Regions from separate parts of the Homo sapiens genome. Here region 2 is linked to region 1. A link is a contact called in ENCODE Hi-C or POLR2A ChIA-PET data. All regions are on one chromosome and are shown on one strand. Each heading gives the region's core, a stretch centred on a gene start or an enhancer-like site at or near the end of the contact. The rest is flanking DNA. Distances are from core to core; before and after follow the strand shown. Region 1 has its middle 38 kb from the start of GACAT3. Region 2 overlaps LOC107985855 (a long non-coding RNA gene).

Evidence for each region. Hi-C counts contacts between places; a loop is a spot of excess contacts on that map. ChIA-PET counts read pairs that join two places held with the same protein, here RNA polymerase II (POLR2A).
Region 2: a loop to region 1 is called in a map of Caco-2, with 16 times the contacts of the local background. The contact joins two enhancer-like sites. A Hi-C loop is called at or near these places in 1 of 168 maps with a recorded cell type or tissue (Caco-2). POLR2A ChIA-PET finds 5 or more read pairs at or near these places in 2 of 52 experiments (Panc1 and activated T-cell).

The regions. Positions count from the first base shown.
Region 1 is chr2:16,010,075-16,015,760 of GRCh38, reverse strand. No RefSeq gene overlaps it. Among named protein-coding and RNA genes, the nearest start is that of GACAT3, 38 kb to the left of the region's middle. RefSeq lists an enhancer at 1,702-2,313. Within about 2 kb of position 3,033, at least 3 of the 41 ENCODE cell types and tissues checked have a DNase peak (open chromatin) inside an H3K27ac peak, as active enhancers do.
Region 2 is chr2:16,424,166-16,429,626 of GRCh38, reverse strand. The region is part of intron 2 of LOC107985855 (a long non-coding RNA gene); the gene reads right to left. Among named protein-coding and RNA genes, the nearest start is that of CYRIA, 240 kb to the left of the region's middle. Within about 2 kb of position 3,751, at least 6 of the 41 ENCODE cell types and tissues checked have a DNase peak (open chromatin) inside an H3K27ac peak, as active enhancers do.

The sequences.
Region 1 (5,686 bases), core at 1,784-4,283:
AAATATTGACGAAAATCGTTCGGTTCAGGGTTCACTAGTCTTGAGTTCATTGGCTTTGCCTCTGATGGAAAAACAGTCAATGTCTGGATCCAGACGGTGGAAACTACCATCCTGTCTCGCCTGGAAGGGGTATGGGGTACCAAGGCAGGGGGCCCCATACCATCCTGTTTCACCTGGAAGGGGGATGGGGTAACAAAACAGGGGGCCCCATACTGTCCTGTTTCGCCTGGGAAGGGGGATGGGGTACCACGGCAGGAGGCCCCATATCATCCTGTCTCGCCTGGGAAGGGGTGTGGGGTACCACAGCAGGGGGCCCATACAATCCTGTCTCGCCTGGAAGGGGTGTGGGGCCCCATACCATCTTCTCTCGCCTGGGAAGGGGTGTGGGGTATCACGGCAGGGGGCTCCTTAGCCATCTCGCCTGGAAGGAGGATGGGGTACCACAGCAGGGGGCCCCATACCATTCTGTCTCACCTGGGAAGGGGGATGGGGTACCATGGCAGGGGGCCCCATACCATCCTGTCTCGCCTGGGAAGGGGTGTGGGGTACCACGGCAGGGGGCCCCACTGTTACCCCCTCTGCTTGCCTTACAATACTAGGGGAAAGTGTGGAAGACAAAAGTGTTCCTCTCTCCATCCCTTTCTCTTCAGCACCTGAGATCGGCTTGGTACCAAAAAAGTACTTGCCAGCTGAATGGAAGAAAAAAGGAAAGGTAGGCAGGAGGAAGGAAGGAGCCTCATCTTGTTCATCAAGTGAGGTAAGGGCAAGCCAAGAAGTGACGCCATTTTAGGAAAGAGGCAAGGACGTGAAACAACCCAGACTAGGGAGGAATCTAGAAGCAGTTTGTTCATTAGGTGCAAGGTGCAGGGCCAGCCTGCAAGGTGCAGGAGAGCAACTGGACCAATGAGGGTTTCCATGCCAACCTGAAGAGGTTGGTCTTTATTCTCAGGATGACAGTCATCCGTCGTTGGACTGTTCTAAGGAAGACAGAGATATAACTAAAATGGTGTTTTAGAAACAGCTTTCTGGCTGCAGTGAGAGAAGATGGGTTGGGGGGTGAGGAGCCAAGGGTGAAGAAAAGGAGCGCTAGAGGCGCCCCCACGGGCCATGGGGCAGCCTGCAGAAAGTGCAGATGGACAGTAGCAAGTTAAAGGCAGGAGAGCCGACGCCCCGGGGCTTGCCTGGCTGCTGAGGGTGACAGTGGAAAATCTAGGCGGGCGTCCAGATTTCTCATACAGAGGTGACACAGGACGGGAAGCAGGTTGGAACGTTCCGTTAGGAACATGATAAATAGCTACTCTCTGTTGCTATTCTATTTCCCTTTCATTTAGTTTGGACAAGGGAGGCAACCCTCTCTCAATAACGCCTTTCTTGTTTTTAGCTGTGTTGGTCATTCACTGATGTCGGTGGGGTGGGGGAGCTGGTGGGAGGACTGAGGGCGAGGGGTATTAGTAAACATGAAGCGAAGGCCTCGGGATGGTTGTTAAACAGAGAGCCGGGCTGAATCAGGCGAGGCCGGAACACCTGCCATGTGTCCGATGCCCAGAGCGCCCGGGCGTGTCCCTGAGGCCTGGACACTCCCCCTGCGAGCCGTTTCCAAACCAAATGAGATGAAGACACACAAAGAACAAATGCCTTCGGCACCTACTGACAGCGGAGGGGCTCCCGGGCGCGACTCAGGGACAGCTCCTCCGGCTTTACCTTCGGAGCTTGTGGTTTTGCTTACAGGGGTTTTTAAAAATTTCTGCGTGTGCAGGTGTTTTCTTTTTGTTAGTTTCAACGCAGCCGCAACTTGCCTCTGACATTTCAAAGTGATGGAGGTGCCTTTTCTTCCCGCCACCCTCTCTGGTGCTTCCTGCGCGTCGCGCATCTCGGGCTCTGAAGACCCTTGCTCCGGATGACCAGGAGGAGAGTGCATGCCACACGTCCGAAGCTGCGTCTCCACAGAGATCCCCTCCTTCCTGGTGCCTCGCTCACATTCTTGAAGCCCCCTGGCTCCTTGCCCAACACTCCCCAGTCTCACAAAGAAAAGAATTTGCTTTTTTTTCCCCTTCCTCCAAGCTCTCCTTCTCTTTCTCTAGCTCTCTCACTGTTTGTCTCTGTCTCACAGCCTCTCTCAGTCTCTGTCTGAATCTTTCTGTCTCAGTCTCAGTCTCTGTCTCCCTGTCTCTGTCTCTCTTTCTGTCTCTGCCTGTCTCTCTGTGTGTCTCTGTTTCTCTCTCTCTGCTTTTCAGTCTCTCCTCTCTCTCTTTTCCTCTCTCTCTTTTTCAAATTTCAAAGCGTTGCTTTGAATGACGGACTATTCAGGACAGGCAGAATGAGGCCTCTCTGGGGCTCGGCTGCAGTCAAAGCCTCCCGCACTTCTAAAGGGGCTGCGGCCGGTCTACCCGGGGCGCGGGCGGCGTTGTCGCGGTGGCGGCGGCCCTGCGCCCCGACTGGCCATCTGTATGCAAATCTCAGCAGACCCAGCAAACTTGCATCAGCCTGGCCGGCCTGGCGGGCTGTGCACTCGGCAATTATCAGTGCACATCGGGCCTTTGTGCCCACGGCCGGGCTTTGTGGGTGCCCAGCACCTGCACCTCGGAGGTGGCAGATGGCAGGACTTGGCAGCAATATGGAAGTTTGCCTGAATGTGGCCAAGCCACAAATGGACATCTTTTATTTCTTCCTGGGGGTGGGGAGCTGAAGAGAGGGGGATTAGTGCTGGATTACCACCCATTCACGCACTCGGCAAATATTTATTGAGTGCCTACTATGTGCCCCCAGCCAGTGGTCTCAGGAAGGGCCCAACAAAGGAAGGAAATGATGTGGGTGTTTTGCTGGGAAGAAAGAAAAAAAAATCTGGGAAGTGGCTATTTGCATTCAAAATTGCTACATATGCAACTGGCAGGACAGGTTTTCATTCCTGGAGACTGCAGCCGTGGCAAGCCTAGGAGCCCCTCCCTTCCCGGCTCCTTGCAGACACCAGCTCCTGCCTGGCCCCTGTGCCACATGCTCGTGCAAGCTGATGTAGTGCCACCATCAGAGTGTGCTCTACCCAAGAGTCTGGATTGCCTTGAACCTCAGTGAGGTGGCCTCTGCCAGGGACTCCAGATGAAGACAGAAAAGTGCTGTTGCTTGGTCAATCTGCCCACAGAGTGGGAAATGGTCTGGGTTCGCTGGGGAGACAGGCTGTGTCACAGGTCTGCTGGGAATGAGCTTCCTCTCCCAAGGCGCCTTTTTGTTGTAGTTGTTGTTGTTTGTTTGTTTTTTAAGACAGGATCTCACTCTGTCTCCCAGGCTGGAGTGCAGCAGTGCCATCATAGCTCACTGTAGCCTTGAGCTCTTGGGCTCAGACAATCCCCCCAACTCAGCCTCCTGAGTTTCCAGGACTACAGGGGCACACCACCACACCCAGCTAATTTTTTAGTTTTTATTTTATTATTATTTTATTTATTTATTCATTCACTCATTCATTATTTTGTAAAAATGGGGTTTTGCTATGTTGCCTAAGTTGGTCACAAAGTCATGGCCTCAAGCAATCCTCCCATCTTTACCTCCCAAAGCGCTGGGATTACAGGCATGAGCAACCTCACCTGGCCATGATGCCTTTGTTAAACCATCATTCTGAGAGCTTTGCACATGGAGGAGGCTTTGCACATTTTCAAACTGCTTATAGCAGCCCAAATAGACTAAGACAAATGGAAAAGTAAAGCACTCTACCAGTTTCCCAGGTGAGTTTTCATTTGTTTTCACATAATTCATTCCATAAATTAGAGTGGGAGTTTTGCAGATATGGCATCAAAGCACCTGGTTTCTATAGGAGGTAGTTCAAGGCCAGTACAACAAAGCAAGGAGCTCAAAGCATTAGGGTATGTGCCCTTTCGGTCACTCTGCAAGTTGGTATTCAATTTACAGAGGAGAAAGCCAATCACAGAAATGCAGTGAAAAGAGATCTTATGGCAAGTTTGAGAGAAAGCCCAGATGAAAGCCTTGGTCCCCTGACCCCAGCGTTGAGCTGGTGTGAATGGCAGAGCAGATCTCTCCTCCAAAGTTAGTTGGTCTTTGCTTAACAAGACCATTTTAATGCCAGGCTATGTTGAGAAAACATTTTGACAGGGCCTAAAAATTCTTTTTTATTTCCAAATAAGTATGCATCTGGCACTATGGCCCCAAACCACACTGGAGCCTCAATCTGTCCCCACCTTCTGGGAATCTCTACTTCCCACCCTGTCCCTGGTGCTCCTGCATCTCTCATCCTTGCATCACTTTTGAGCACCTTGTTTTGTTGCACTGGCCTTGAACTACCTTCTACAGAAAGCAGGTGCTTTGATGCCATGTCTGCAAAACTCCCACTCTAATTTATGGAATGAATTATGTGAAAACGGATGAAAACCCACCTGGGAAGCTGGTAGAGTGCTTTACTTTTCCATTTGTCTTAGTCCATTTGGGCTGCTATAACAAATTGCCATAGACTGGTGGCTTCAACAACAAACATTTATTTCTTACACTTCTGGAGGCTGGAAGTCCAAGATCAACATACTGACAAATCTGGTACCTGGTGAGAGCTCTCCTCCTGGTTTGCAGATGGCCGTCTTCTTGCTATGTCCTCACATGGTAGAGAGCAGAGAGAAAGAAGCAGTAAGCTCTTATGTCTCTTCTTATAAGGGCACTAATCCTATCATGATGGCTTCATCCTCACAGTCTAATTACCTCCCAAAAGCCCAACCTCAAAATACCATCACATTAAGGATTAGGGTTTCAACATACAAATTTTGGGGAGACATAAATATTTAGTTCCTAATACTATTTTACAAGAACAATGAGTAACATTCCCTGCTGATTAACAAAGTAGAACTACCAGGCAAATCTGACATCTACATCAACATCTCTAAGGAATGAAGTTGAGCATGTGACCAAATCAAAGTCAGGGCTGGGTAAACCTCAGGATGGGGTTTGAATCAGCAGCTAAGGGAGGAAAGGATCCGGGCAGAAGGAGATGCCTATGGCATATATTTCCTGATGATAACAAATACTATGTATGCAGTTTGAGGGCACACAGTCAAAATATCCAATATGGTGGCTGGTACTGGGAACCATTCGCTATGACTGAGGCATTGCAGACTCCTGGGAACTAAACCTGAGAACAGGGTGTTTGCCTGCCCAATATCATCAACTAGAAATAGCTCCCTGCCCCACAAGCTGGGGTTGGGGGCTGCAATTATTGTCCTGGGTTCCAGGAGGCACCATAAGATCTGGAAAGTGCCCTTCTGTGTACATCCTGAAGGAAGGAGGATTTAGGGCACATTTGGAATTGAATTCAACTTAACACATTTGTACTGTGCAGGGAGGTCAATTTAGACAGGGTGGGTAATTTTAAATAGAGTGAACAAAGGCTCCGAAATGGGAAAAATGCAGAGGTGCTCAGAGAACAGTGGGTTGCCTAATTTAACTAAAATAAAAGTTTGTGAGAAAAACACATGAGATGAAGTCAGTTAAAGTAGGTTATGCAGGGTCTCCACCATCGAATTCCATGGATGAGACTTGGCCCCTGGTCAAAAGCAAGCCCTGTGAGGTTATTGGCAAGAAATGTGCCTTGCTTCGGTCTGTGTCTTAGATAACTCAGGCAGTTGAGACATGAATGGATTAGAGTGGAGAAGTGAATAGAGGCAGGGAGGTTGGTGAAGCAGGTTGGGGGAGCTTTTGA
Region 2 (5,461 bases), core at 2,502-5,001, 410 kb before region 1:
GCTTGTCTTTCTCCCAACCCACCAGCAGGGTTGGAGATGTCCTTCTTAGACCCCCAGGCACATCCATAGAACAATGAGTCTAAAGGTCTCCTGTTCTGACTGTCTGGGTCTCCAGCCCCGAGCAAATGCTGAGAGTCATTAGCCCAGATTTTCCAATCTGCTATGCTGCTGGCTTTTGAATCTTAGTCCTTACATGAATGTTGAAGTTTTTAGAAAAGAAAGCATGAAACAGGCATGAAACACCTGGGATCACTTTCCCAGCCCTAGAAATACCAGGACTTGAGGTGAGTGCCTCTTAGAGTTTCTAATTAATAAAATAATATTTCTTGCTGTGGGGGTGTAATACAGGAAAACCTCTTGCCCAAGAGGTGACCCAGGCAGGAAATGTAAATAATTTCGAGAGTTGTAGATATAGTCCTAGCTGACAGTCTGGCTGGAAGTCAGTGAGGCAAGGTGTGGAACATAGGGATAGTCTTAGTCTTGAAGGGGAGGTGTGGTCTGCAAGCCATGTGCTATCAATCTGCAATGAGATAAGTACATATATTGAGAGTAAGCATTCAGAAGAGTTTTCCAGAAATTGATATGGTCATGACGTCAAAGTGCATAATCATTTTTCTAGTAATTCATTTTGATTACATTTTATAAAAGTATCCATTTACAACAGAATTTTTAAGAACCTGATCCTTCCTTAGAGATCATTTGACAAACACAGGTATAGAGGATTTCCACAGCCCATCCCTCCAAATTTGACCCTTGTGCAGAGGGAGCACAGAGGTGATTTGTCCAGTGGGAGTGGGGAGCGGGGCATTTAGTAGAGATTGTGCTGATGTTACAACTCAAACCCTAAGAATTCATTTGGCTGGGGTCTAGCTTCAGCTTCATGGCACACTGATGCATGGTAGTAAATGGTGACCCTTATTACATGCCTGTTTTAGCAGGGGGAAAAGTAAATGCACCCTTCTGTACAGTATTTCAGAAGGAAGGACCAATCATTGTTATTACTGACTGGCCGGTCCAGAATTTGGAACTTGCTTTCCTCAGGTTTTTGCTCATGCTGTTCCTCCCACCCAGCAAGCTCTTCCTAAACCATCTCCTATCACCATGATGATTTCTGCATTCATTTCAGAGTTAGGCTCTGCATTTATTCCTGAGGCGTCTCTCCTGCCTGTCCCCTCCACTCAGCCAAGTTCTTCATGGCTACTTGCATGTCTCCTGGATCACACAGCTAACTGTGCAATTCGTTGTTTAATTTTATAGTTTCACTAAACTGTGAGTTTCCTTGGTACAAAGCTCTAATCTTTCTTCACTGTTAGGTCCTCATAGCCCAGCACCCTGCTAGGCACACACACACTAGGTATTTAATACATATTTGTGAGCAAAGGAATGGATGGATAAATAAGAAATGAATGAGTTAATGAATTGATATTTTAATAGCCTCTTCCCCATAGTTGGAAGTTCTGCTTAGCAGTCTATTCTCTCACTTTTCTATCTCTTCCATACATTTCAGTGCTGGCTTTGCCAACACTGAAAGAAAACAGTCGACAGGCTAAAGTTCCAACTCCTTGCCAGCAGATCCTTATGCCACGCTGTCATGGGAAATCTCGACCCCTTGCCACCCCCTTCTGCACCCCTGGCCCTGTGTGTTCACCTCTAGGGAGATTCAAAGAGGGTGAGCGGCAGCGGTCATAATCACTTGCTATCATAATGTAAATTTGCAAACCTATGTAATGTACCAATCTAATTTCCTTTGAAAAACATATACCCAGATAGTCTTTAAGTTGTGAACAATGTTTTGTTTCATTTTGCAGATATTTAAGAAATGTGAAGCAGGAATTGTTAATAACAGGAGGAAAAGAGTGGCCTCTTGTGTAAAGCCCGGAGTGCTGAGCTTGTGTGTGCATGCATTTACCGCCATTAATGATAATAGGAGTTAGGTGCATAATGGGTGTTCCTGTAAATCTATCCAGAGGATAATATACCCCTTAATTTAAAATAGCTGATAAAGTGTGAATAAAGGCCTCTCATCTTTACAACTTCTCATTTCTATTAAGAAAGGAATCACATAACATTTTAGGGCTCTCAACTAATTAACTGTGCATATGGATTTGGAGGGCACGTGCTTTGTGCACAATAGACTATTCCCCCATCTACATTCATAGGCGGCGGAAGCTCTGGGGCTGAGAACCCTGGATGTGATTGAACTTCATAGCACCGGCTTTGATTGGAAGGGGTTGTCTGCTTACCGCTTGTCAAAGGAGAGGAATCGCTAAATCAGCGGTAGGGACGGAAGGAATGGGAACTGAGGCAAACAAGAGAGCTAAAGAAAAGAGATTACATCCTTTGGAAGATTCTAAGTGTCTGCTACATTGCCTTGAAAATCTAACACATGCTGGGAGACCCTGAAACCTGTTCATAGTGGCAATTCTACTGTAAAACCTACTTCTTAGAGATCAACCATATGAAAATCTGGCTGTTTGGAACGTAGAATGTGCAAAAAAGAACAAAAAAATTTGATTCAACATAAACACATAAAAAGGTCTATGTGCTTTCCACTTGCTATATTGTATTTTATTTGTGATCCACCCAGCTCTTGATGTGTGCCAGGCCCTTCTGGCTAATGTCGACATTAGTTGATGTTTGGTCTTTAGCTGTGACATATATAATTAACAAACAAGATAAATATACACTTTGCCATTCTGATATAAGTGGTGTAATTAGATATTTCTCCTTACATTCCTTCCTTAGAGAGATATTCACAATCAGCAAAAGGATGATTAAAACAACAAACCGATACATTTCCAGAATTCAACAAAAGAAACAATTTCTGTAAAAGCCACTAATTCAAAACCAAAGAAATTGTTTGATATGAACACTTAGTAAGCACTCAATGAAGATGTGTTCAATTAAATGGAATTGAATTGAAAATTCAAAGGAATCATTCATATTCAATTCAAAACAGTGCTTTTCAAATGTCAGGAAGTTGGAAGCTACTCCTTTATTCACAATTTCCATGTAGTTTAGAAAAAAAAAAGTATTTGTCTTCTATTATTTCTTATTCTTCCCTATGTAATTAGAGGAAGGCTATAAAGTCTTATTAAGACAATCTCTAGACTTTTTAAATTACATGAACAATATAAAGCAAATAGGCCCTTTTAGGGAGAGGGATTTTTTTAAAGATTTGCATTTCCAGCAGAGCCATGAGTAACAGAGCCAGTGTCAAGGAGAGTGGATGCCACCAGCGTTCAATGAAGAAATTGTATGATCTGCCATTTAGCAATTTCACTTCTGTGTCTTTTTTCTCTTCCCTAAACCTACACCCCCAACTCAGTTTCTTTTTTTTTCCTCTGTTGCTGATCCAGATGCTCCAAAGAAATCAATATTTGTTGATTTTAGGACACAGGCAGTAAATCTGGAGTATTTTCAGCTTGAAGGTGTTTCTCTCTAACCCTGCTGAATAACATGGTGACTTTGCTACTCAGAGTTTAGGTGAGGCAACATGTGACTCCAAGGCATGTCTGTAAAAATGTCCATGGAGCAAGAAGGAGACTCATAACGTTGCTTTTTCAAAGTGCAATAAAACACCCAAATCTACCAAGAGCTAGTGGGCCCTTGCACATGACAATTAAACATTAACAGCCCCAGGGCCCTGGGAGCAGGGCCCAGCAACCCTTTGAAGCCCTGTTTGCCAATTAAACACCGTCTGACATTCGAGTCAAGGTGGCAGGGATCCAAAGCAGAGATAGGAACGTCAACCACTTCAGGGGCATTCATTAGCTCCCCAGACATTCCTGGCGTGGCCTGTTTCTTTACTATTGCCAAATCCACACCCTGCTCTGGAACTCAGGGGCTCTGAGAAAGTTTACTCAGATAAGCTTATTATGGAAATAGCACTTTGTCACCGTTTACTACTCACTCCTTGTTCAATTATCTTTTATCTGTTTAGAGTATTTGCCAGCTCTCCCAAGGTTCCCTGGGATGAGGCCACTGGATTGAAAGTCCTCACTGGGGCTGTAGAAGGGGTAGGGGGAGGTACCACTCTGTGCTTGCCTTTCTGGTCCAAGAATGCTGAGCTCTCTCCAGCATTTTGGAAACTGCTAAGAGGGTACTAGTAAAAGATCTTGTATTTTCTGATCATGGGAAAAACTGCCCAACCTTGAGACAGAGACCTAGGTATCCTGAGGCCCCACAGTCAGCAGAAAGAAGGATGGTGTGTCATTTTGATTATAATAGTGAGCATTTAATGCATATTACTAGGGCAGAATGATGAGCAGGGAATTTCACCTACTCCCTACCACCATTCATATTAGACGCTCTCTCTCCGAATTTATGCATAGCTTTGGAACCAATATAATTGAGGTTTTTGTTGGTGAGCCTCAGTCAAATCCCAGTCGCCACCATCACCACGGTTCCTATTGAGTCATCTGGTCTATTATCGTTGTGGAGTACCATTTTTGTATTTTAATGCCTTCAGATTGAATGACTTCTCTATGGTGAACTCATCCCAGATGTCAGGATGCATGTTGCATTTTTGCTGCTGTGATGGTTTTAAAATATGCCCATAAGTTCTTTGATACTCCTCCCATCAAAAGGTAGAGATTAATTACCTTTCCTCTGAGTATGAGCTGAAATTACTGACTCACTTCTAACCAACAGAATGTAGTGGCATCCAAATTTAGGTAATACAGGTCATTGAAGCTTCTGTCCTGCTCTTTCTCTCTTATTGCTGGCTCTAGTGGAAGCCACTACCAAGCCATAAGGAAATGCAAGAAGCCCTGTGGAGAGGTCCCTGTGGAGAGGTTCACATGGGGAAGAACTGAGGCCTTCTGCCAAAGTCCATGCAACCGAGCTTAGATGCAGATCCTGCAGCCCCACACAAGCCTTAGATGGTTTGTCCCAGTTGACAGCTTCAGTGCAATCTCAGCAGAGTCAGGACCACTCAGCTGATCTGCTCCCAAATTTGGGATAATTTGTTACGCAGCAATAGATAACTAATATACCTGCCTCAACTAATTGCCAAGGAACTGCAAAAGGATCCCAGGCAAGAGTCACCAGACCTTGTTGTTTACAGGCTGTGTGACCTTGGAAGATTTACTCACCTGCTCTGGACTTCAGATTTCTCTGTTGATACTTGCTGTTCTAGTTGATGTGAGAGTCAGTGAAGTGTTTTTGAGAAATTAAGAGTTCTCTGATATCATAATTGTATTGTTGTCCAGAATATCTTCTTCTGCAGTGATTCCCCCTCTTGCTTTCATGCTTCAGCTAAATTAACCATTTCTCCTCAAAAGAGGCAGCTTCACTTTTGCCCTGTGTAGAATGTCCTCTCCCTATTCTAATTATCTAAAAAATGAAATATCTCTGTGCATAATGTGCTCAGCTGTTCACCTGCAGCACAATGTCTTTCTGTTCATTCTTCCTTCTAACAGAACCCAGATCACTTTCAGAAAGTCACCTGCTCCCAAGC